Regions from separate parts of the Mus musculus genome. Here region 2 is linked to region 1. Evidence: chromatin loops called from intact Hi-C (ENCODE). Cell type or tissue: left cerebral cortex. All regions are shown on one strand. Each heading gives the region's core, and the rest is flanking DNA. Links, peaks and the distances in the headings are about the cores only.

Region 1 (12,028 bases), core at 2,418-10,417:
TATATACACACCATATACATACTGTACTGGCTAGTTTTGTGTCACCTTGACACAGCTGGAGTTATCACAGAGAAAGGAGCTTCAGTTGAGGAAATGCCTCCATGAGATCCAACTGTAAGGCATTTTCTCAATTAGTGATCAAGGGGGAAAGGCCCCTTGTGGGTGGGACCATCTCAGGGCTGGTAGTCTTGGTTCTATAAGAAAGCAGGCTGAGCAAGCCAGGTGAGGCAAGCCAGTAAAGAACATCCCTCCATGGCCTCTGCATCAGCTCCTGCTTCCTGACCTGCTTGAGTTCCAGTCCTGACTTCCTTGGTGATGAAAGCAGTATGGAAGTGTAAGCCGAATAAACCCTTTCCTCCCCAACTTGCTTCTTGGTCATGATGTTTGTGCAGGAATAGAAACTCTGACTAAGACACATACAAACACACCATATGCACATACACACACAGACATACTACACATACATATATACACTACACAGACACAAACACAACACACATAAACACACACTACACATGCACATAAACACACATGCATGCAAACATACAAACACGCACACACACATGCAAACACACCACACACAGTAAACACACAATACACATATACAAACACACCCCACCACACAAACATACCACACATATACACATACCACACACGTACACACATACAAACATACCACCACCCCCCCACACACACACATGGAAAAAGACAGGAAAAATGGAAAACTCTCAAGACCCAGGGTAAAAGGTCCATATGCCATTGGTGCTAACTTCTGAGAATGAACACAGCCTGTGGTGATGCTTTCTACCTGTCCACATCCACAGTCAAGTCTCTCACATCCCCAAGGTAGGACTCAGGACCCACATGAGGAACCTACATCTGCTCAGCCAAGGAAAGGAGACACCTACATCCCTCAGACCCACACATGAGCCAGGTGTCTGACTGACCACAGCCCAGAGATCAGTAGTTGCCAGCTATGTCCCTTGTCACTCTTTGCTGGGCTTCCTGCTGGCCTTGGGTTGGGTTGCCAAGGTCCTGGGAATCGTGTCAGCTGCCAGCCTCCTATCTCTCTCCTAGCCCAACATGGGCTGCATTTTACCATATTCAGCTCCCTAGTCTCTTCTGCTTCTAGGATGGCGAAGGGCAGCAGCCCAGGCTGTGGGTAGTTTCAGGAAGCAATCTCTAACAGTGCTGAGCCTTTCACTAACATAGACATGGCTGGTTTGTGGCAGAAGGACTTTGAAAAGTGTCTTGGTAAGATGTCCTGACCCCTGCTGTGACAGCATTCACTGTGTCCTCACGAAAGGGACTTGCCAACCCTATCCTCCATTGCTCTGTGTGATGTTCCCTCCCAGAGCAGGCTTCTATCACTCTCCTAGGACCTGTCCTGCCTTGGCTCTGAAACCCAGTGTCTTAGGGCTCTACTGCTGTGAACAGACACCACGACCAAGGCAACTCTTATAAGGACAACATTTAATTGAGGCTGGCTTACAGTTGGCTTACCAACCACAGCCTTCTGAGGTCAGCTGCCTGGGACTCAAGGTGAGACAGCTGGGGCTCTTCCTCTCTGGGTCCGTAACTCCTCAGACTCCAGATCCCCACTCTGTCCCCAAGCCAAGTGAGACTGAGAGGAACAGCCATGCAAGAGGAAGAGCACACACCACATGCCGCTGCTAATACTGAAGGGAGGTTGAGGACAGACAGCTGGCAAAGAGCACCAGTGGCTCTGGCTTGGAGAGAGACGGGTCAGGGAACAGACACTCACAGGACCTGGAGCAAAAGCTCAGAGTGTTCATACCACAGCCTGGGCTCCCAAGAACACCGGAGGGATGTGAGGTTCAAGATCCAGTCCCCATACGGTGCAGCATGGGTGTAGGCATAGAATAGATGAGAGAACAGACTCCCAGGGAGGTCTCTCTCAGAAGGTGGCTTAAAGTGCCACTTGGTCAGGGAGGAGAGTGAGGCCTGAGCTCTGGTGTGCTTTGCTTCTTGTCGCCAAGCGTCCTGTCTACTCTGTTAAAACAAACACCAGCCCAGCTCCCACTCCTCCAACACTGACTACTTGCGAACATGGTACCAAGTTCCTATGTGCTCCAGAAAACCCTGACTTCTCCCTATAACTTCTCCCATGTAACAGAGGACCCCAACGGCCAAGCCACAGAGGAGCCTCACTCAGAGCACAGCACAGCACAGCATGGCTCTCCCATCATACACACCCTCTCTAGCATCACTCAAGGGAAGATCTCATCTGCGTCAGGATTAGGGCACTGCCCCAGGGCACAGCCATTTGGCATATGTGCATTTGTTTGACTTCAGGGGGGATGTGGCAAGAGATCATCATGGCTCTTTTAGATCCCTCACTCCTCCTCCACCCAGGAACAATTTAGGTCTACCAGCCATGAGACTGAAGAAGGCAGAACTAAGATACAGCAGTCTTGACAGCGGAGCGACTGGCCAAGCCCTTGGTGGGGAGTGCTCAGGCCACTGGGTCTCCATCTGGTACCTGTATCATCCAGATGAGCATCGGAGGACAGAAGCTCATCCTGGGACACCTGATCTGTTCCACTGGCCGAGGGGCTTCCGGGCTGGGCGCCCTCCGAGGTCAGCGTCTCCTGCTCGCCAGCGGGCGGCTCACTCTGCACAGGTTGGGAGCCTTCCTTGGGACTGCATGCCTTATTTTCAGAATCTGCAAAGAAATTCAGCCATCAGCCAGACTCTGCCTCCTTCCATGCTCTTCTTTCATGCAAGAGGCCCTTCCTACAAAGGGTGTCATGGATGGCTTAATGTGGTTTCCTATGCTCTGCTGGAGTCCCTCTCTCTAAGCTGTGTTTCCAGAGGAGCCTGGTACCCTACATGTCATGGGTCCATTCCTCCCATGTATCCCTGGACTCTCACACCTGTGGGAGATAGGTGATTCCCCCACCAACTCTCACTCCTTTACCACAGACCTGTATGGTAGCCCTGCCCAGCTCTGCATCCTCCTTGGGGCTTATCCGATCCATAAGACTCATGGACTTGGTGAAGAAGTACCTTCAAAATTCTCTCTGCCCCCACTTGTTCCCTTCTAACAACAGGCCTCAACAGCTGGACCTGGACCATCTGACACGTGGTAACAGATGTTCAGTGCAGGTACCCCGAGGTGCTAGGGTTGTTACATAGCGACATTGCATTGGGGACCCCAGTGCAGTAGGTGGGTGGCTGCAGCCATTCATCTCTGTGTCACCAGTGACTGTCAGTCACCTATGTGTCTAGAATCTATGAAGACAGATGCTGCCCTTTGACCCAGACGGCGAATACTCTAAAGACTTCGGAGATGGCTTATGGGAGAGCAAATGAAACCCAATAAGGATCAAAGGATGGAGCGAAGCCGTGTGAGAATTTGCATAGCAGCCTTGCCAGGATGAGGGACTTGCAGCCTTTCATGAGGCTTCAGGAAAGCCCAGACCCTTCTCCTGAGGCTCAGCTGCTGAGGCATCTGAGGGTCGGTGCCTGACTTGTTGCTCTTAGGAGAGCCCAACCTTTTGAGGGCCAGAATTGAAACAGGGACCCTAACACAATTGGACCTATAGGAGTAAACATTTCCTAGGAAACCAGGCTGGGAGGGAAAGGCCAAAGCCATGGTAGCAGACAGGTTCACTTCCCAGGGAGGAGAGAACCTTGTTTTGGTGGTTTATCTCACAGGTAAGTCACCTCATGCGTGGTTCCTGCCTCCATTTCATCTTTCCTATAAAATTATGGCACAGATACAGGAATAGCAGAGAGGATGAAAAACTTCCTGCCTCCCAGTTTGGGCCAAACTATAAGGCTGAAACGTACCTGACAGCTTGGGCTGACCAGCCAGCCTTTCCTCCCCTGTGCTGGGCTCAAGGGATGGCAGCCACGCCTAGCTCTTTACCAACTGAGCTATCTCCTCACCTAAATATACCAGTCTCCCTTTGCCAATATCTGTCACCTAATTTCTTCTGGAATACAGGGAAGCCGAGGCAGTAGGTTCTTGGGCCCCTCGTGCCTAGTAACAAAATCACTTCTCAGCCACATAGCTAGCTCCAGGGAAGCTGATCAGAATGTCCCTTCTGAGATGCCGAGTCCGCTCTGATGGAGGGCACTCACACGTTCTCCCACATGAAGCTCTTGGTCCCTGACTTACGGAGACAGGATAGAGTGTGCAGTGTGGTCTGCAGAGATTTCTTAGCCCTGGACACACAGGGTGCTGTCCTGGCTGTAGCCTCCCATGTGCTTCTCCACAGGAGTAGAAGATCAATTATTTAAAGGTCAAAACCCCCTTTTGCTAGCCAATCTAGCCACCCACCTACTGCACTGGGGTCCCCAAGACTGTTCACTTGATCCCCATACCGGGACAGAAGCTCACCATGTTTCTAACACACATCCCACTGCTACCTATCAGAACCTTAGTTTTCTTGTCTACAATGTGGGACTAGTGTTACTGCAGGCTTTCTTGCCTTTCTGTAGTAAGAAATATGCTGTACTCTAAGGTAAGTGAGCTGCAGGTGCCAGGTCTCCTTGCTGCCGGTGTGGTTTGTGAAGAGAAAGCCAAACAACTGGCCTCATCCTTATGTCAACAGTAGCCTCAAGACAGCACTGTTCTCTCTCCCTGAGGGTTCTTGTAGGCCCAGGACCAAGCCCAGGCTTCCTGCCTGATCTACCGCTTTCTGTCATCTCTCAGAAGATCTGAAATTGACTTCTTGCTCACGATCTCCCATCAAGGTACTTCCACCTCCATAGGGGAATTGCTGAAAGGCTAGTCTCACCAGAGGTCTCAATATCTATGCCTGGGGTGAGCTCCTCTTTGGGCCACAACCCCTGCCCTGAAGTTCTGGCAAGTCTAGTTGCCTCTTCTAGAGGCAGACCCAGCAACATAAATTCCAGAGTGACAATACCCTGCTGGTCCACACAGTACATACACTGCTGGTCTACACGGTGACCACACACTGCTGGTCCACACAGTATCACACACTGCTGGGCCAGACAGTATCACACACTGCTGGTCTACACAGTACCACACACTGCTGGTCTACACAGTGACTATGCACTGCCATCACACAGTGACCAAGCACTGCTGAACACATGGCCTGCTCTTTCCGGTGGCTTTACAGAACCCCAGGACCAAAGGGAAGCGGGCTCTGGACCACATTCGGCTTCTGGCTCTCACTGTCAAGCTATCCTTGGGCCAGAGACAAACCCAGAACAGCCAAGGACATAGAATCAGATGTCACCAAGCTCAAGACTGTGTTTTTAGTTCCCTGTGACTGGCTTGCTGGTTATTGACACACCTCTGTGACAGTCGCTGTTGCCAGGTTCCCTCAGGCAGTGTGAAAATGTCACTACCCTTGAGAGATCACATGACATGATGCTGATCACCATGAAGGGGGCATCATGAGGCTCTCTGGAATCTGAACACTGATTAAGTCCGACTAGTTTCTATGTGGTAACAAGGCAGGATGCAGTGTGTGTGCTCCTGTGTATGTATGTGTGCATAAACGTGTATATATGTACAGACATCCCACAGAGTGCCCATGTGCTGTCACTGCAGCTACTCAGTGAGACAGTTGTACAGACAGACAGGAGGGCCAGATCTGTAGTCACTATCCAATCAGGACTGGAGATTTGAAAGAGACACTCTTGTCCCTCCATTTGGCTGACAATGCTCCCTAAGGAATAAGAATTCCCCCAAGAATCACATACTGGGAGGAGGAGATGGCTGAAGTCTGTGCCAGCTGCAGGGGCAGCAGCTTGTTAGACCACCTTGCTGGAGAGAGAATAATGGCCGTTGCAGCCACACCCTGATGGCTTTGCTGTACACCTCCTGCCTTTTGTTTAAACCTAAATCTCACTTTAGGACTTGAGGACCCACTGGGCATTTCTGTTCTCCCCACTGAATAAACCTGGTTTTCTCTATTAACCTGTCTCTTTAATTAGCCTAACTGAGAACAGGTTGATGAACCTGACTTGTCAGAGATTCTGTTACCACCACCAGGGTGGGTGCTGCACCTGAGACAGGTGAACGTGAGGTGGATCCTGTCACTCCGAGCCCCTCACTGCCCTGTGGGGTGGGGACAGGGATAGCTGTTCACTGCTGAAGTGGACTCAAGCCTGAGAAAGGGCCCATGTCTGCTGTGATTTACAGCCATACCTCATCATCATCACTATAACAAAGCTGCCCCTGAAAGGCCCAGGGACCCCCAGTCCCATCTACCACTGCAGGACTGCATTGCCTGTATCAGTGCCTGCAGCTCGGCAGTCCAGTGGTCCTGTTCTGGGCTATGCACAGAGCTCCTGCCCAGAATCACACTCAGTAAGAAGCTACAGTTCCCAAAATAGTCCTGGTGGCAGGGCCTGTTGCTAAGAAACGCTGGGTGGAGCCAGGGCAGTGTGGAGGTGGGGCTCCTGCCCCTTCCTCTGTCACTGGGTCAGCTGCCTCCTCTGGCCAACCTTTGTCTCCATCATTGCTCATCTCCTCTCAGAGCTGCAGGGGGAAACACAGAGATGTGCATGCTTTATACATGAACTTCTATGAAAGGGACCTGACACAGACATGCACAGAAACACGCATATGCATGTTCACAGTGGGAGCACATGTGTGCATGCCAGGTAGTATGCATGCAAACACACAGAAACCAGGCAGACTTTTCCAGGGTTCCACTCCCCTGAAAGCCTCGTGATACCCATGTCGATGAGCACAGCACTAATGTAAGACGCATCTTATAAAACACCCAGTGCCATCAGGATAGGACAGTCCTTAGGTCATCGAAGAAAACATCAAGTCGATGGGTTGCAGAGTAAGGGAAGGAAGCCGTTCAAGGAATGAGTATTGTCAGCACTAGAAACGGGCAAGACCCTGTTCCTAATCAAGGAGGTGGGTTGGAGACAGTCCCAGACATCGGGGAGGCAGAGTGGGAAAAGGTCACCTCTCCTCATAGCAGCTGTCTGACAGTGCCACAAACAAGGTCCCAGCATACTACCAGCCCATGTAAGGGGTTACTATGCAGCCCAGCACACTAGCAGCATGGTGGAGATGTAAGGGACAAGGACCAGGGGACTCGTGATGTGCATTTGTTAACCTTGGTGCAGAGCTGACACTCCTGGCCACCTGCAGGATCTTTCCTACCAGCCATGTTCTGAGGCAAGCTCCAGGGAGCATGTGAGCACGTGTTCACTTGCAGTCACTTGCAGGCGTGAGCGTGAGGTGCACGACTTTCCGAGAAGACAGCAGGCAGATTTCATTGCTGGGCAGCGAGCTCTTGTGTCTACTAAGGCTTCTGGGCATGTCTGGGGACGTCCTGTCCATGGTCAGGTCTTCCCTCCCTCTCAGTACCTCCTGAACTGCCTGGCTATGAAGTTTGGCCTCAGTGAGACAGGCTCCATGAGGGCAGTCGACCACAAGGGGGCACCCACGGCTGCATATTGCTCCTACTCGCCTGGGAGAAGGCAGAGCTGAGCCAGAAGAATCCATAACCCACAGCCAGAAAAGCTGTCCCCACACACCTATTCCCACACCCACAGCCACCACGGGGAAAAGAGGAGGCGCTGTGATCTCCCAGTAGTCTGTCTCACACTGACCCCTGCAGGGCTCCTGAGCTCCTAATCTGGAAAGGTGCAGCAGTTTCCTGCTGCCATGAGAATCCTGGGGGACTTGCCATGCCAAGTCCAATCCAGGCAAAAAGGCCTCCTGTGCTCCTGGCCCCAAGGAACTTGGCTCCTTTGGAAGGGTCAGCACTTCACCCAGTGCTCTGCACCCAGCCTTTACATGTATTTCATGTTGTGTATTTAAAACAAAGCAAAAGACTCCGCCCCATGGGAGTCCTGGGGAAAAGGTGCCCTGCCTCCAAAGCTAAACCTGTGGTTCTTGTCCTTGCTGCCTGAGACACTTGGCTTTGCTCTCAGACAAGGACCAGTTCCCTGAACATCCCCAGGCCCTCTCCCTGGGACAGCCTGGCCATGTCCCTGTCAGCCCACCCCTGGCGCATGCATATGTGCAAGAGGGAAGAAGGGACATTTGCATCCAAGCCCCTTGTCTCCCTTGCTGCCCTTCAGCCCTTTGTCTTCTGGTCCCTTCCCTGAACCCCTGCATCCTGGGGCCTGGTACTCACTTCTCCTGGAGCTGCTAGTGACTCTGTCTCCAACATCCAGGACCAGGCACTTCCCTACCTTCTTCTCTGTAAAAAGCTAGAGTTGGCTGGGAAGGCTTATCAATGTGTGGCCCCTAGAGTGCTTAATTTAAGCACTCCTGATAGCAAAGGACTCCTGAAAGGGCCCAGGGAGGCACAGAGCACTAGCCTGCACACAGGAGTCTTCTCCTAGATTCCATGTTCAGTGTGGAACAAAATTAGCTTTCATGTACTTCTGTGCAACCAAATGCAAAACCAACCTGGGCTCCTAACTCATAAGCAACATCTCTCAGATCTCCTGTCCCTCAACCCCCATGACATGGCCTCCAAGTGCCCCATGTGTGTCCTTCTATACCTTCCTTGATTCAGTTGCTATGACTTGTATTTGTAGGGCCCCTGATGCCTGTGTCCCTCTGTGTTAGGGGATGGGACCATGTCTCAGTAGCTAGTATGGCTGTCAGCTAATACAGACCTTGGTATGTAGTGGGCAGTCCATAATCACTGGCAGCATCGGTTAACATCTGAATGTTCATCTATCTAGAATGAAGACTGCTTTGGGCCACTCTGGTTCCTGGCCCATTCCCTCTGCAAGATTGAAAGGGTGGTGTGTGGGAGGCGGGCTGGGCCCAAGCCAGCCTTCCACCTGTTTCCATGTCCCTGAACTAAGAATGGATCTCATATCTTTAAATGGTTGGGAAGGAAACCAAAAGAAAGATAATTGTTCGTGATTCATGAAAAAGATTGAAAATTCAAATCTTCACACTCATAAATGAAGCTTCTTGGCACACAGTCGTGCCTGCTCAGTGTGTGTTTTCCTGTGGCTGTTTCTGCCTCAGTTGAGCAGGGGTGGGTGACCACAGCAGACTGTTTGCCCCGCTGTGACCAACCGGCCCTCACAACACTGGCAGAAATTTAAGTCCTAAAGTCATAGGTTAATGGCATTTAGAAACTTAACCCAATAGTCAGGTGACTGGGAAGTGGTTGGTTCTGTGAGGTCCTGAGACTAGAACCTAGAGTTAGAGAGACCCTGAGACTGAGGCGGATAGCTCTCATGCACAGTTTTAGGCACTTAACATCAGCTCACAAATGTATGCTGCTTTGGCACTCTGACAGCAAGAAGGCTGTCTTAGCAGCTAATCCCCATAACCAAATCTAACCCAACAAGAAACTCGTTATGGGGACAGGTGATCTGAGTTACCATTCTTCATGCTAAGAAAGGCAGCACTGTGTGCTGGCTGCTCTGGAGGCTTGACATGGCTTGCTTCCACCTTTGACAGTCAGCAAACAGAGAAACCTGGCTAGAAGCAGGGCTGAGCTATAAAAGTCAGGGCCCTCACCTCAGTGAACCACATTCTAGCATATTACCTACTGTCTAAGCCCCTCCCGCCTTAACTCTGTGTTCAGACGCCTGACTCTGCAGAGTCATCTCATTTCTGATCCATAGCAAAGATCACTGTCAGAAGTGAGCATTCTGGAACCACACCCTTGAATCTCCAAACTGGGAGCTAAACAGACCTCTTTTCTTTATAAAGCTATCCTGCCTCTGGTATTTCATTATAGTAATGAAAGACAATTATAACCCCAAACCCTAAAATATTTACTATCTTTCTCCTGACAAGCTTAGCTGGCTTCCTCCTAACTGTATCTATAAGCTGGTAGGCCTGTGGTGTGGCTTTGAAGACACTCCACCTCAGTCCCACTGGCCTGGCTGTAGCTGAACACTCTCAAAGGGCTCTGGTCCGAGTTTACCCATCTGACACAAATGGAGTTTAGTGAGGCTCATGGCATTCCTCCTAGAAGTTTTCCTTTCCCACTATTCAAACTAGAACGTTATTGTTGGCCAAAATCAAACGTCCATCTTTACTTCCCCCGTATTCATTGAATATAACATTTTAAAAGTATACAATTCTTATAATTTTGGTTGTGAACCTAGCCTTTAACAGCTGAGCCATCTCTTCAGCCCTATACAGTTCTTTTTATTTCCCTGACCCAAGAACTAAATGAATAACCTGGGGCTATAAAGATAGAACAGTCAATAAAGAACCTGCCCTGTGAGCATAAAGACCCAAGCACAGATCCCCACAAAGAGATGGGCACGGTGGTGAGCCATGTCACCTGAGCACCAGGAAGGCAGAGATGAGGAGATCTATGGAGCTTACTGCCCAACAGCCCAGCTGAATCCATGAGAGACTTTGTCTCATAAAAGGTTGAGAGTGAGCAAGACACTGAAAGCCAACCTCTGACATGTGAGCATGTGCATACATGTGTATGTGCATCCTTATGCAGGACACATACAATGCACAAACACAACTCTGGATACTTTGAGGACCCATTCCAAATTAAAACCACTTCGTATTTCTGCTCAGCATTGACAGTTCACCAACTCCAGGAGAGTCAGAGTGGAGCTTTCAACATCTTCAGGCCACAGGCCTTGGGCCATGAGGCCATGGCTTTCTTTTATGTGGAACACAGCACTGAAGGCATTAACCAATCACTATGGCTGATTGCCCCCTGAACATAGTATCATTACAATAATATATTCCAAAACTCAGGAAGGGAGGCAACCTAAGGAGCTAGGCCACAATGGTGCTGTGGGCTTCAGCCAGATCTTGTTTATTTCATGGATTCCCATCCTAACTCCTGGTTCTTGGACCAAATCACAGACACCAGTGAAAGGAGAGACGGGAGTTGGATGCATGCACACAAGCGGAGTATATCTCCTCACTAAGGAGGCGGGAGCTTGCTCAGCCCAGAGAGATTTTAGAAGAAAAAGGGATTGTGAGTTGTTCACATCAGTCGAGACTTATAGATGCAGAGACCCACAAAGTATAAAGCAAGGGTCAGGATCTGATGGGACCTCAACATGGTGAGAGAAAGCTAGACTTAAGTGTGGAGGTCCCCAATGCCTGTGCTGTGGACATTGACCAACCTGAGCACAGAGACACAGTCCTGAAAGCACAGCCTGGATGAAACCTGCTTGACCAACACTGGGAGGATCCATGTTTGCACTGGGCATCCGCGTGGGTGCCACAGCTGTGGGTGGATCCCACATTCATGTCTGCAAACTGGGGGTGACATTGACATGCAAAGGTAAGTGATGCAGAATGCCTCGCCCTGCCCGACAGTCAGAAATGTCGGGACCCTCATAGGTGCAGTCACCATTTGTTCAAATTGAGGATCTAATGTGTTAGTGTCAAGAAAACTTGCACTTAAATTAAAAGCCACCGCTGCCACTTAGAGACAGACAAGATGTTCAAGGAGCTCCTTCCACATGTCCCCTGGTGAAAGGTGAAATGAAATGGCCTGGTGAAAGAAATGGCCATGGAGGAGGGGGTACCCTGCTACTTCAGCTCCTGACTGAAGCCGTTGGTCCACCCTTGAAGGCTGACCTGGAGAACAGTGCCCCACATGAATACAGGATGCCCCTCCCTTCCTCTAACAGATTTCCTGAGTTTGGGAGACATCAAACTTGACAGGCTTCACCATGGGCCTCATGTCATGGTCCCCTGGCTCCAGTCCAGTCAATGGGACCCATATCCCAGAGGCCCCTGGGACTCCAGTGAGTGCCCTCTATGCCCTGAGTCCCACTTATGTCTGCCACCCTCCCAGGGACCCCCTTACCTTGCTCCATCATCTCCAGCAGTCCCTGCTTGATGAGTTCCTCCCGGCCTTGCCTGCCAGCCATCTTCTTCTCCAGCGCTGCAGGGCACAGAAACATCTAATTAAGTCACAGCCCAAAGCACTGTAGGCCCACCACACCACTGCCATGTGTGCTTGGGTGAACAGGAAGAGACAGAGAGACAGCAGATGTCTGAGGCTGGGGACCTGTCCACTGCCAGAGCCTGGGGTGCTGCAATTTCAAGTTTATTGCCTAAGCCGTCTGCTAAGCGATATCCCAAACT
Region 2 (12,028 bases), core at 2,009-10,008, 130 kb after region 1:
CGCCCAGGTGCGCCAGACCTGGCTGGAGTCCTGGTGCCCATTGACAGCCTTGGGCACGGTGGCTGCAGGAGTGTACTGCTGCCCTGATCCTTCGGGTGGGGACCCTGTACAGGACCATAGAAGGGCCTGGACAGAGGGCAGAGTAGGCACCAGCCCTGGGCGGAGGTGACACGAAGACCCTTCCACTGGTCAGTCAGCTGCCCACCATGGCACTCCCTACTGGGGGTTCAAAGACCAGCAGCCAGCCAACAGAGCACACTGCAGAATACCTAGCTCTACCAGCAAAGCGGTTCCTCTCTGGACAAAGGGCTCCGAGGCAGCCCTGTTTGCTGGGGACAGGAATCACGGGCCCTCGTGGCACCTGAATCGGATCGCTGTCCCCCCCAGTAAAGGCGGGGGCGGGGGGAGCTGTGGCGCGTGGGGACATGGTCCCCATGCCACCTGCCTCGTGTCTCCCCCACCCCGCCTGGCCGCCCCCGCCGGGCCCAGTACCTGGGTTCTCCCCGGCGTCCGTGGAGGTGGCTGAGGAGTCGCTGAGGAAGCTGGGGTCACTCTGCGAGCGGCCCCGCGACACAAGGCAGCTGCTGCCGTCCTCGGATGCGGCCATGGGAAAGGCGACGCAGGGGCAAGTTGGAGGGAGATGCGGAATCAGAGCATCCTAGGCGGCCAAGGTCACCGGCGAGGGGGCTGGAGAGGGCGTCTTTTTTAAAAGGAAAAGCAAAAGGGACCAGGAAAGAAAAAGAACGGAGGAGGACGCCAGGCTGGCTTCAGGGTGGGGAGACAAAAGCCTTGCAGGCTGCAGCCAGGCGCATCCCGGCTTGCGCGGCCTCGCTTTGTTATTTATTCGTATTTATTCCCATTCTTCTGCTTATATTCCAGGGGAAAAAAAAAAGTTGAACCAGGAAATAAAAACTTTTTCTTGTCAGTGTTTATGGCGTGCTTGGGGCTGGGGGAGATGTCCAGGAATGTCTGGGGGTGCTCCCTCCCCCCACCCCACCCCCCACCCCCCCGAAAAAAAGGGAAAAAGGAGAATCTTTGCTCTTGCAATTGCTTTAATCTGAAAGCTGTTCTTGGAGCATCTGTTGGAAAACATTAGGATTCTCCCATCATGCCATGGGAGGAGCATGACGTCACGAAGCTGGGAGTGAGAATGAGTGGTGATGGGGAGGGGTCTCAAATACCTGGACTGTCAGAGGCCGGGGAGACATATGGACTGGATCGTAGGTTATGATCCGCCCACCACCATACCTGGGGCTCTAGGACAGAAAGCAGCCACATGCCCTCTCCCCCCTCCCCAGTCTTTCCTCCCACCCCGCCCTCCACCAACAGGAAAGGAGGAGCCCTGAGGCGAGGGCGGTGCCTCCCTTGAAGGCACTCTCCAGGCAGATCCTGGCGGCTGGTTTTCCTGGCCCTCCTCTTGGAGATGGTTATGACATGGTCTTCCCTATGCTCACCTATCCACAACGAAAAGGGGGCAGCATCAAGTGCCTGGTCAGGACCTGTGGGGCACTACTCTCTTCCCCTCTATCCATTCCTTAGCCCATAGGCATAGGTGCCTGTCAGGGAGTTTCACCTTTAAGGAAACTGAGGGGACCAAGGACTAGAGGGAACAGCAAGGAAGTTCCCTCCCCCTTGCCTAAGGAAGCCTTTCTCCCTTTCCTAGGAGGAGCTTGGAGGTGAGCTGGCAACTCCTCTCCCCTGCAGTGGGAAAAACTAGGAAAGGAAAGTCTTATAAGGGTCGGGGACCTTGCTGTGTCACCTCGCTGGGTTGGAAGATGCCCAGGGGATACTGCAAGAAATAGGAAAAGTGCTTAGACTTCACTCTTGGGCAGATGATGGCTCAAGTTCCAAAATAAAGTTCTAAAATTCAAAGCAGCATAGAAAACCCACTCTTTCTGATCACTGGGCACACACTAGGCAGGAGAGCCTTAAATTGTAGACTAGGTCATTCTCAGACCCTGGCTGGCACACACATTGTAAGGATGTGGCTTCCTGGTTGGTGTGCAGATCCCTGTCCAAGAAGTTCCCGGCCTCAGTAATCTGGAGTGGGAGCTCAATCTCCTCTTCTTTCCCTCCCTCCCTCCCTCCCTCCCTCCCTCCCTCCCTCCCTCCCTCCCTCCCTCCCTCCCTCCCTCCTTTCCATAAACTCTCTGGAATAAATGAACTAGATGCACCTCAAGACTGAGCAGGAGACCACCCTTCATGGTGGTCCAAAAACACAAGCAAACCAGCCATCTGTCAACTGATTAGTGTCATATGGTGGCTCCCACCTGTAATCCCCACATTCCAGAGGCTGACTGGGGTGGAATTCATGACTTTGGAGCCACCCCAGCTAGGGGCTAGACAGTGAAAACCTATCTCCAAGAAAAAGAGTGAGATGTAAGCATCGTGGCAGGCCAGGAGACACACGCACGAGAGAAGACAGCATGAGATGTTCTCTCTCTTCTGACCCCATTGCAAAGAGGCATTGAAGGATAAAAGTGAGGCTTTGTGGGTGCCCAGGACAGGGCAGTGAGCAGAACAGGAAGGAGATTATAGCCAAATGGGTGCACGGTTTCCTTGAGGTAACCCCAGATACTCAGGATAATCTAAAATTGGCCTGTGGGAACAGTTTCCTGACTCTACATTCACTAAAAATCCACAGACGTCTACATGCTACAGGGGTGAGCTTTGTAGTACGCCAGTTATTTTAGAAAAGTTTTCTTTTTTCCTTTAAAATGTGCATGGAGGTGTTAGGCTGATGTTGGGTCTGAAGAGCACTTGGATTTCCCCTCTCACCTGCTGAGGCTCTCACCTGGCAGCCTACCTGTCCCCCCTTCAGAATCAAGTGAACAACGGTATCCTGGGTTAGAAAACCTAAAGCTGTTTCTCCCCAACTTAGAGTAACCCTGAGGACCAATGTGGCTGCCCCAGGGCATCTGGAAACACACACACACACACACACACACACACACACACACACACACACACACACTGACACACAGTATGTGAACCCAGAAGAGATAAGGAAAAGCCCACAGGAGGACCAGTTCACTCCCACATTGTCCGAGCAGGCTACATTCTTACAGAGAGTGCTGATTCATAGATGTGTCTGCCAGTCTATCAAAGATTTCCTGAGCACCGTCTGTGTGGCTACACCTGCGATTTCCCAGAGAAGCATAGTAAACAAATGGGGCCTGGCGTTGGTTTGGTAGTACTCTATGGATAACTCACAGACAAGCCATGAGGCTGAGAGGGAGGCCTCCCTGGAGGAGGGGTGGGCCTGGTGAGAAGAAATGATGTTCAGGGAACAAAGGCATGAGAAAGCAGCCAATCAGGACCATGGGAGGTATCTCCAGGTAAAGGGAAGATCCGGGACAAAGCTCATTGGAAGGATAACACAGATTTCTACCATTCCTGCAAAGAGGCAGGGCCCAGCCTGGTGTCCTGTACCCTCCTGGCAGGGCCCAGCTTGGTGTTCCGTGAGCCCCATCACCCCTTGTCTTCTTTGGAGTTTGCCTCTTGTTCAAGAATGGAGCAAAGCAACCAGAGGCAGAGGTGTATCTCCAAAGGACCTTTTGGCTGCTGTTGAGGAGGCACAGGCTGATGGGATGGGGGTGGGGGATCATGGAGGTGGAATAAGAAGATGTCAAATTTGTGGGGTAGAAGCTGAGGCTGGGCTGGGGGAGTCAGAGTCAGTGGGCAGGCGAGCTGCAGATAGAAGAGGTGTGGATGAGAGACGGAAGCCAGCTTTGATGGTTTGATGATGCTACACTGGTAGGGGGGCCAAGGGAACCTCGAGTCTAACAGTGACAGGTGAGCTGGAGGTCCAGAGAAGGGGGGACCAAGTATCACAGGGGTGTTCTCCATCAAGCTTGGTGGTAGGAAGGCACAACCCACAGCAAGACAGACCTGTTCTGCTCCAACGTTCTCAAGCCTGAGGGACCCTCTCAAGGCCTGCATTTCTACAACTGTAAACTGAACACAGCCTCTGCTGGCCAGTAGAGTGACTCAAGGTCCAATGGTGGGTGCTAACCCAGTGCTGGGTCACATGACCTACTCTGTGCAGACAGCTTCTGCAGGCTGGCCTGTCCCCCTTGGAGAACATACACAGCCAGGCTGTAAGCTGTAGGGTGCATGACATTGTGAGTGAATATGTGCTGTTGACAAGGACACGGCCATGTTAAAGACCACAGAGTCTCAAACCCACAGAGGAAGACAAGGCCTTCCTTCCCCTGGGGCGAGGCACAGATGTATGTCGGGCTCTCCTCTTGTGCAATTGTGGATGGTGACAGTGTGTGCAGAAAATGTCCACCGTAGCTTTCACCACACCCTGGTGCTCCCAGATTAGCAGCCCACCTCCTTGATCCAACCTCATAGATCCTGCCTCCTTCTCCAGAGACACATAGTAACCCTGTCTCTATGGCCAACTTTATACAGTAAACAGGCCATGTGTCTCGGGTGCTGCGGTAGACGAGAACCCAGACCTCCAGATCCCAGGCCTCTGTCTGTCTGTCTTTGTCTTGTCTTCATTTCCCCTCTGTCTCAGTCGGGTCCATCTTTAGAACCATGCTGGATGCTGCAGTGAGCTGTGGTCCCTCACAGGCTTGTTACCAGGCAGGGACATGGATGGTCACTGGGATCTGCATCTCTTTCACACGAGTGCCTATCAGCTCCTTGTTCCCTTGAGCTAAGTATCTGGACACCCTACAGAGATAATAATGCAAGCCATTCCTTCAGAGTGGGGGAGTAGTGTCTGTCACTAGCTACACAGGGCACACTACCTACAGTAGTGTCACCAGCTACACAGGGCACACTAGCTACAGTAGTGTCAGTAACTACACAGGGATTTCTGTCAAGTTTGCCTGTTGGTGCCTGTCATTCAGGCACTAGCATCCAGTGAGCAGTGCTATTAGCCAGACAAGAAAAGGAATACATATGGGAGTGTCTGGCCACACAGGCCCTGACCTGGAAGTGAGGATTCCAGCTCCATGTGATATCAGAGGCCATCCTAGTTCCAGTCCCATTTAGTGCAAAAGACAGCACGTTGATACACATCAGGACCCCACCAATGTCTCTTCACCTTTACTGTTTTTGAAAACACAGAACTAGCAAACTTCAGATACTTAAAAAGAACTTCTCAATCGATGTCTTTGGCTGAATCTCAAGGGCCAGCTTAAGAGGCACAAAGGTCAATATACCCAGAACTTGGAAATTTCAGCATTGAGTCAAGTTCGTCAGCTGGATGAGCAAGCAGCCAGCTCTGCCCTCTGCTGGCCATGAGGAGAAACTGCACCCAACGCTTGCCTGACAGCTTTGAACTTGGTTCTCTTTTTCCTATAGCTCTCCACCTTGTGTTCCCTGCTGGTGAGACTACCCAAGGTAGTGTCCAGAGCAAAATCTTCTGGCTGGGGAAATTATTCAGTGGGTTCCACCTTGAGGACAGGAAGTTCTGATTCCCAGCTCCCCACATGTTGGGCAATCTGTATTCTCAGCACAAAGGAGGGAGAGATAGATGATCTCCCCTGAACAAACTGGCTAGATGGACTAGTCAAGTCAGTGAGCTCTGGGTTCAAGTGAGAGACCCTGCCTCAAGGCAGAAGGTGGAAATGGACCAAGACAGACACTAGATGTCAGCCTTAGGCCTCCAGTACACAAGGTTCCCCCTCATAACACACACACACACACACACACACACACACACACACACACACACACACACACATGCACACACACCATACATATGTGTCCATATAGCCCCTCCTCAAGCCAAAAGTTAGAGAGTTAAGAATGCTTAATGGTTAAGAATGCTGGCTGAAGACCTGGGCATTGTGGCTCAAGCTTTAATCCCAGGACTCAGACACAGAGGCAGGCAGATCTCTGAGTTCAAGGCCAGCCTCGTCAGCACAAAAAGGAGGAGGAGAAAATAAATTAAATGAATTGCTGAGGAGAGGAGAGGAGGAGCAGGAGCAGCAGCAGGAGCAACAGCAGGAGGAGGAGGAGCAGGGGGAGAAGGGGGAGGACGACTCCTCTACAACAACAACAACTACAAGAACAACAGCAGCAGCAGCTGCTGATCTTGTGGAGGAGAGGGTTCAGTTCCCAGCACCCACATGGGTGGCTTACAACCATCTGCAACTCTAGTTCCAGGGAATCTGATGCCCTCTTCTAAATTCCATAGTGCATGTGATATGTTTCTATACTCACAGATACAACATACTAAATAAATAAATAAATAAATAAATAAATAAATAAATATGTGTTTTTTTTTTTTTTAAATCCCTGAGCAATGAGAGATAGCACACACCTGTAATACCAGCACTTAGGAAGTTGAGGCAGGGGAATTGTTAGTTTCAGGTAAGCCTGCATCTGCATTTCATAGTCAGTTTCATACCAGACTGGGCTATAAAAGGGAAATCCTGTCTTAAAAAAAAAAAAAAGCCAACAATGGTGGCACACACCCTTAGTCCCAGACTCAAGAGGCACAACCAGGCTGATCTCTGAGTTCAAAGCCAGCCTAGTCTACAGATCGAATTCCAGAACAGCCAGTGCTACACAGAGAAATCTTGTCGGGGAGGGGAGCAGAAAGAAAAGGGGGGCAGAAAAAAAGGTCAAAGGGATGGGTGGGAGTGAGGAAAACTGAAGCAGTGCCCTTCCCTTCCCTGGTCACCACTTCCCCGTTGAGGCAGGCTTCTCATGGCTTCCCATAGATGCCCCTTTAGGGTCCCACTCACTTTTAGTCTGTCTGTTAAATCCTGTAAGTCAGGGTTGAAGATCTGAGCACAAGATGGGGCTCTGGCATTTTTCACATGTGTGTGTGTGGCCTTAGGCTGGCTCCCACAAGCTCTTTGACCCCAGTATGTGGATGAGGGGAGGCGGCTCCTTACCAGCACACACGACTCATTGACATCATCCTGTGTGTTCAGGGTGGTGCCACTCCTGCCTTTTGATATGCTCTTTCTGTCCCTAATGTATATCAGCTGCAGGGACGGAGGCATCTGTGACCAACATTAGTAAAAGAAGGCTAACAGGTTAGCCCAGTATGGGAAAAGACCCCAAGAACACAGATGGAGAGTAGCTGCCGCCATTCATGTGTTTATGTCATGGGTCACGTGATCATTCTCTGCACTGCCCTCACAGAGCTGAGCACCTGCTGGGATCTTTCATCTCCCTGCAGTGAGAATTGCCAACAGAAGAAAACTAGGCATGGGGGTATGAATGAAGAGTGTCCCACGAAGAACACACAATGTGAATTCCCTGTGGCCCTGGTTACCTCCTGTTCCCTGCCCTTAATGGCTTACTGGGCCTGAAGCAGCAGCCCTGTGGTCTCAGTGAGGGAAAATTAGGGACCCAGCAAGAAGTGCCTGGCCTGGGTGAAGACTGGAGCCCACGTCCTGACTCTAGCACTGGGCTCCTTACTTCACACAGACCTTTCTGGGTTGCTCAGATTCCCTGAGAACCTCAGACTTAGATAAAATGGAGGATAAGCTGGCTGGACAATGTAACAGCTTTATGCAGAAGTACGTCACTTTCTTGTGGGACTGGAAGCAATTCTGGGGTTGGAATACTGATGGTTTTCTAAACAACAAAAGTTGAGGTTTGGTGAGAACTTGTGACTTACTGAAGGCCCCATATCTCATGGGGATCACAAGAGATCTCTTCCCTCCCATTGCTAGCCCATCCCTGGTACTGACCCACTTCACAAAATTGTCTGTCTTATCCCTGCCTCACATCACAGTCATCAAACAGCTATCAAACACCAGCTCTGCACCAGACCCTGTCCTGCTGCCTGCTAGTCACAGGATGATGTGGGCTTAGCCTGCATGAAAGAGTAGAGTGCCAATGTCATCACTGGAGGCACCAGGAACCGAGGGAGTAGCGGATCAGGCTGGGAGAGGTCAAGAAATGAATTGGTTACCTTGCTTCACTGCTGTGACAGATGTCTAGGAGGAGCAACAGAAGGCAGGCAGAGAAGGGAGGGAGGGGGTACTGAAAGGAAGGAAGGCAGGTAGGCAGGAAGGAAGGGGAAGAAAGGAAGGAAGAAAAGAAGCAAAGAAGGAAGGAAAGAGATGGAAGTAGAAGGAAGGGAAAGGCAGGTAGGCAGGAAGAGGAAGGAAAGAAGGTTGGAAAGAAGGAAGGCAGGAAGGAAAGAAGAAAGGAAGAAAAGAAGAATGGAAAGAGAAGGAAGGAGAAGGAAAGAAAAAAGGAAGGAAGTAGGGAAGGAAAGAAAGAAGGAAAGAAGGAAGGATAAGAAAGGAAGGCAGGCAGGAAGGAAGGAAAGACAGAAGTCAGGAAGGAAAGAAAGAAGGGAAGAAGGAAGAAAGGGGAAGGAAGAAAGGAAAGTAGGTCAGTAGGTGTATTTTGGCTCACAATCCAAGGGTCCAGTCCATCCTGGTAGAAGGGCACACTGGCAGGAGTGGAGGGAGTTGTTCACATCATAGCTGCAGTCGGGGAGCAGATGAATGTTCAGGCTCCTTCCTTGCGTCTCTTTTTGATATAGTTCAGGACCCCATTCCATTGTGTAGGTGCTCCCACCTCGTAGGTGCTCCTACCTCTGCCCAGTGTAGAGCTCTTCATGTCACACACAGAGGTTTGCCTCTTAGGTGAGTTTAGATTCTCACGAACTTGACGGTCAAGGTTAACTTTCACAGGGAGGGTGCTGGCTGGAGTTTTGTCAGCTCAACACAAGCTGGAGTCCTCTGAGAAGAGGGAACCACAATTGAGAAAACTCCTCCATCAGATTGGCCTGTGGGGTGTTTTCTTGATTGACGACTGGTGGAAAAGGGCCCAGCCCACTGTGGTTAGAAACACCCTAGGCCAGGCAGTCCTGGAGTGGTCACATGGCAAACTGAGTAAGCCGTGGGGAGCAAGTCAGTGAGCAGCCTTCCTCTGTGGCCTCCGTATCAGTTCTACCTCCAGGTTCCTTCCTTGTGGACTGTAAGCTTTAAGATGAAATAAACCCTTCCTTCTCCAGGTTGCTCTTGGTCGCGGTATTTACTAAGCAATCTAAGACTGCGAGGTTCTTAGGATGAGTGGCTTTCGTAGCCACATAGGTGTGAGACTGGCCAGACGTGGGTGGGTTAGGGAGTCAAGGCTTGGATGTGAAATGTCCCCATAGGCTCATTCATTTAAATAATTGGTCCTCAGCATCACATTTGAAGGCCGTGGAACCTTCCGGACATGGGACCTACCTGGATGATGTATTGAATATTATAGGTTGGGCCTACTTCCAGTCTAACTCTTGCTTCCTGATCTGTCCATATATTTAATGAGTCCTGTCATGGCTTCTGCTACCACAGAGCCCCAGCTGCCACGTGGGGCTTTTCCCTCCATGGTGGAAAGTTCTTCATTAGCCTGCAGGCAAAGGGGGGGGGGGGCCTCCTCCTGTTAAGTGTTTGCTAAGAGTGAAGAGAAATCTAACTACATAGGCATCACAGGTCTGAATAAAGACTTGGTCCCTGTCTGTTGCCATCAACAGGAAGATCAAAGGCAGTGACACTGCACAGGGGTGTGAGGATTCATTCTCTAAGGACAGTGAGAGGCCTGGTTTCCATGACCAGGGGCTGAGGTAGCTCCTGTCACCAAGGACTCAGAAGTAAGGAGTCATATAACTGTCACCTGCAAGCTTCAGCTCCCATTTAAACCTGAATGGCTCAGATTCATGACTCTGGAGGAGGTCAGTGGGGTGTAGACAGTGGTACCGTGTGGAGGCCAGGGTCAGAAGCAGCACTCGGAGAACAGAGAAACCCGGAGTGTTCTAGGAGGCCTGGCATCAGGGACCTGTGTGAATAAGACTCTTCCAGAAGGTACCAAGAGGACAAATCCACAGGTCTCCTGACTCAGCACAGGAGAAGGGTGAGGTCTTCAGATGGGACTGCAAGGGTCTGACCATGCAGAGCCTACCACAAAGGAGCCTCTTGGACCCAGGTGTGTCCCTGTTCCGGTCACATGGGTGTGTTCACCTCACACCGGTCTCTCATGACTCACTCACAGCTCATGCTTAAGTAATGGTCTTTGCCACTCGCACACTGCACCTGCCCCTTTTCTATTCAGTGTGTGTGCTCAGTTATGACTGCCAGGTTTACGTGCTTGGGGAATCTAGAGCTCAGCCTACTATTTACCAGGACACCTATTTACACCAGCCCTCCATGACAGACACCAGCTAAGCATTCTACTAAGTCCTGGCTCACATAGCATTGAGTGGGCCTATAAATTATTCTCCCCCTGCCCTCCCTTTTTCCTCCCCAGAGCACTCAATTTATAGGTGGTACTTTAAAAAGTCCATCACAGACTTTTGGCCATAAAGATGAGAATTCCAGGACTCAACCCACTGCAACCTGTGTTAGCAGCCATGCCTCTTCACCAATTCTTGCCAGCATGACCCACAGTCGCCAGCTTCAAAGCCTGTTATGTCTCTTCACATGGGTGCCCATCACTTAGAGCTCCACCTAGGAGCATTTGACAGCATCCACTCTGGGCATATGAACAGCTACCGTGGCTTTTGGCAGTCACAGGGGATGACACTCACTGGGCACCAACCATTGCCCCTCTAGTCCAGCAACTTGGGGTCCAAGAGAAATTCTCCTGCTTTTCTGTGCTGCTGTCTTGGGGGCCCACAAGCCTCCTGGGTCTTTGCAGTTGCTGCTGGAGGAACATGAGTATACATGTGGCAGCCCAAAAGATACTTATATATTTTAGAATACCAGATCTTCAGGTTGTCAGCAGAGTGTGCTGGGCTCCAATCCCTTCAGATCCTGCGATGACAGAGAAGGTAATAGATAGCTCTGTCATCCAAGCATCAGGGACCTGAAGATCACATGACCCCGAGCTCACAGGATGACCTATTTGGGTTGATAGCTTTGCTTTTCATTCATTGTTATCTGTGCCCACTTACTCAAGGAGTGTTCATAGAGAACATGCCATGTGTCTAGCAGAGGGGGTGGGAATGAGAGAGTTCTGACAAGATGGCGGCCTAGCTTGGGGCGATGACACCAGGCTATATGAACAGCTGGGAAGGTATAAGATAGGGGGTGGGGGAGGTATGGTACTGCAATGAGTGGCAGTTGGGGGAAGGCAGTACCTCAAATGCTCAAAGGACCCCAGCACCCTCACATCAGGAGCCACCTGAGAAAATCTCCAGCAAGGGCAGCATGGGCCATCCATTTCCTCACTAAAGCATTCTCAAGCTGCAGAGTGCCCAAGAGGCAGACAGAAGACCAGTGCAGAGCAGGCAGATGGTGGTTGTGCAGTGGATGGGATGTACCAGAGATGCAGCTAAGTATGGCCAGCTTTCTCCGTGCAGGCCCTGAGCTAGACAGAAAGCCCTGCAGATAGGCTATCACCATCCAGGTTGTTCTCTGCTGCTGTGTGGCTTCTGACCCTGGGTGTGTGTGTGGGGTGGGGGGGTTGTTTTAGTGTTGGCTCCTCCAGGTATGAGATTGGCAGCTCTAATCCACTTGCACACAATGTGAACAGAATTCTCTCCTTGCCATTCCCAGTTTCCAGATTTCTCATCATTATTAAACTAGTCCCTCTTGTGACGGGTGGAATCAAGGTCACGTTCACAGAACTGTAAGACAGGAGCAGATCTGGATGGTCCCACAGGCTCCATCACACGAGCCAAATAGAAGAGAGGGTTGAGGCCAGAAGAAGGAAGAGGGATTCGAAGGATGTGGCTGGGTGCCACTACAGGCTTGAAGGGAGTATGACCTCAGAGTATGTGGCCTTTGAAACTAGCCATAGCTAGAAGAAAATCAGGGCCTCTCTCTTAGGATTAGCTGAATCGTGACAGCCACTAGGAGAGGCAGGTGGTGTCTCTCTCAGAACCTCCACGGGAGGGGTAGAGCCCAGGCCCACACCTTGTGTTCTTCACCTTGATGTCAGCATGAGGCCTAGAAGGAGCCAACAGAGACACCTGGACTTCAGGCCACCTGCGTGTGATGCAAATGGCTTGTATCCCAGGCTACCAGGTCTGTGATCACTGGTTTGCCTACAATAGAAAGCCATGTGCCAAAGATTCCTGTCCTCTGGTAACATCTCCTATAGAGGA

The links. Hi-C counts contacts between places; a loop is a spot of excess contacts. Peaks named below come from ENCODE experiments on the same cell type or tissue, not always from the same donor. Only the 100,000 strongest peaks of a DNase experiment are listed, where the experiment ranks them.
Region 2: it touches region 1 in a loop (7-fold over the local background); 26 of 42 quality-filtered maps call a loop at or near these places.

The regions. Positions count from the first base shown.
Region 1 is chr2:178,259,975-178,272,002 of GRCm38, reverse strand. Phactr3 (phosphatase and actin regulator 3) reads right to left here. Exons shown (of 13, transcript NM_028806.2): 3 at 11,748-11,825; 4 at 2,504-2,686. Among named protein-coding and RNA genes, the nearest start is that of Phactr3, 120 kb to the right of the region's middle. In left cerebral cortex, for the core only: a CTCF peak has its summit at 7,403 (motif pointing right); DNase peaks (open chromatin) are centred at 6,349, 7,425 and 8,786; H3K27ac peaks cover 3,987 bases.
Region 2 is chr2:178,130,964-178,142,991 of GRCm38, reverse strand. It overlaps Phactr3 (phosphatase and actin regulator 3), which reads right to left and starts at 1,059. Exons shown (of 13, transcript NM_028806.2): 1 at 493-1,059. The coding sequence starts at 607. In left cerebral cortex, for the core only: a CTCF peak has its summit at 5,248 (motif pointing left); a DNase peak (open chromatin) is centred at 5,260.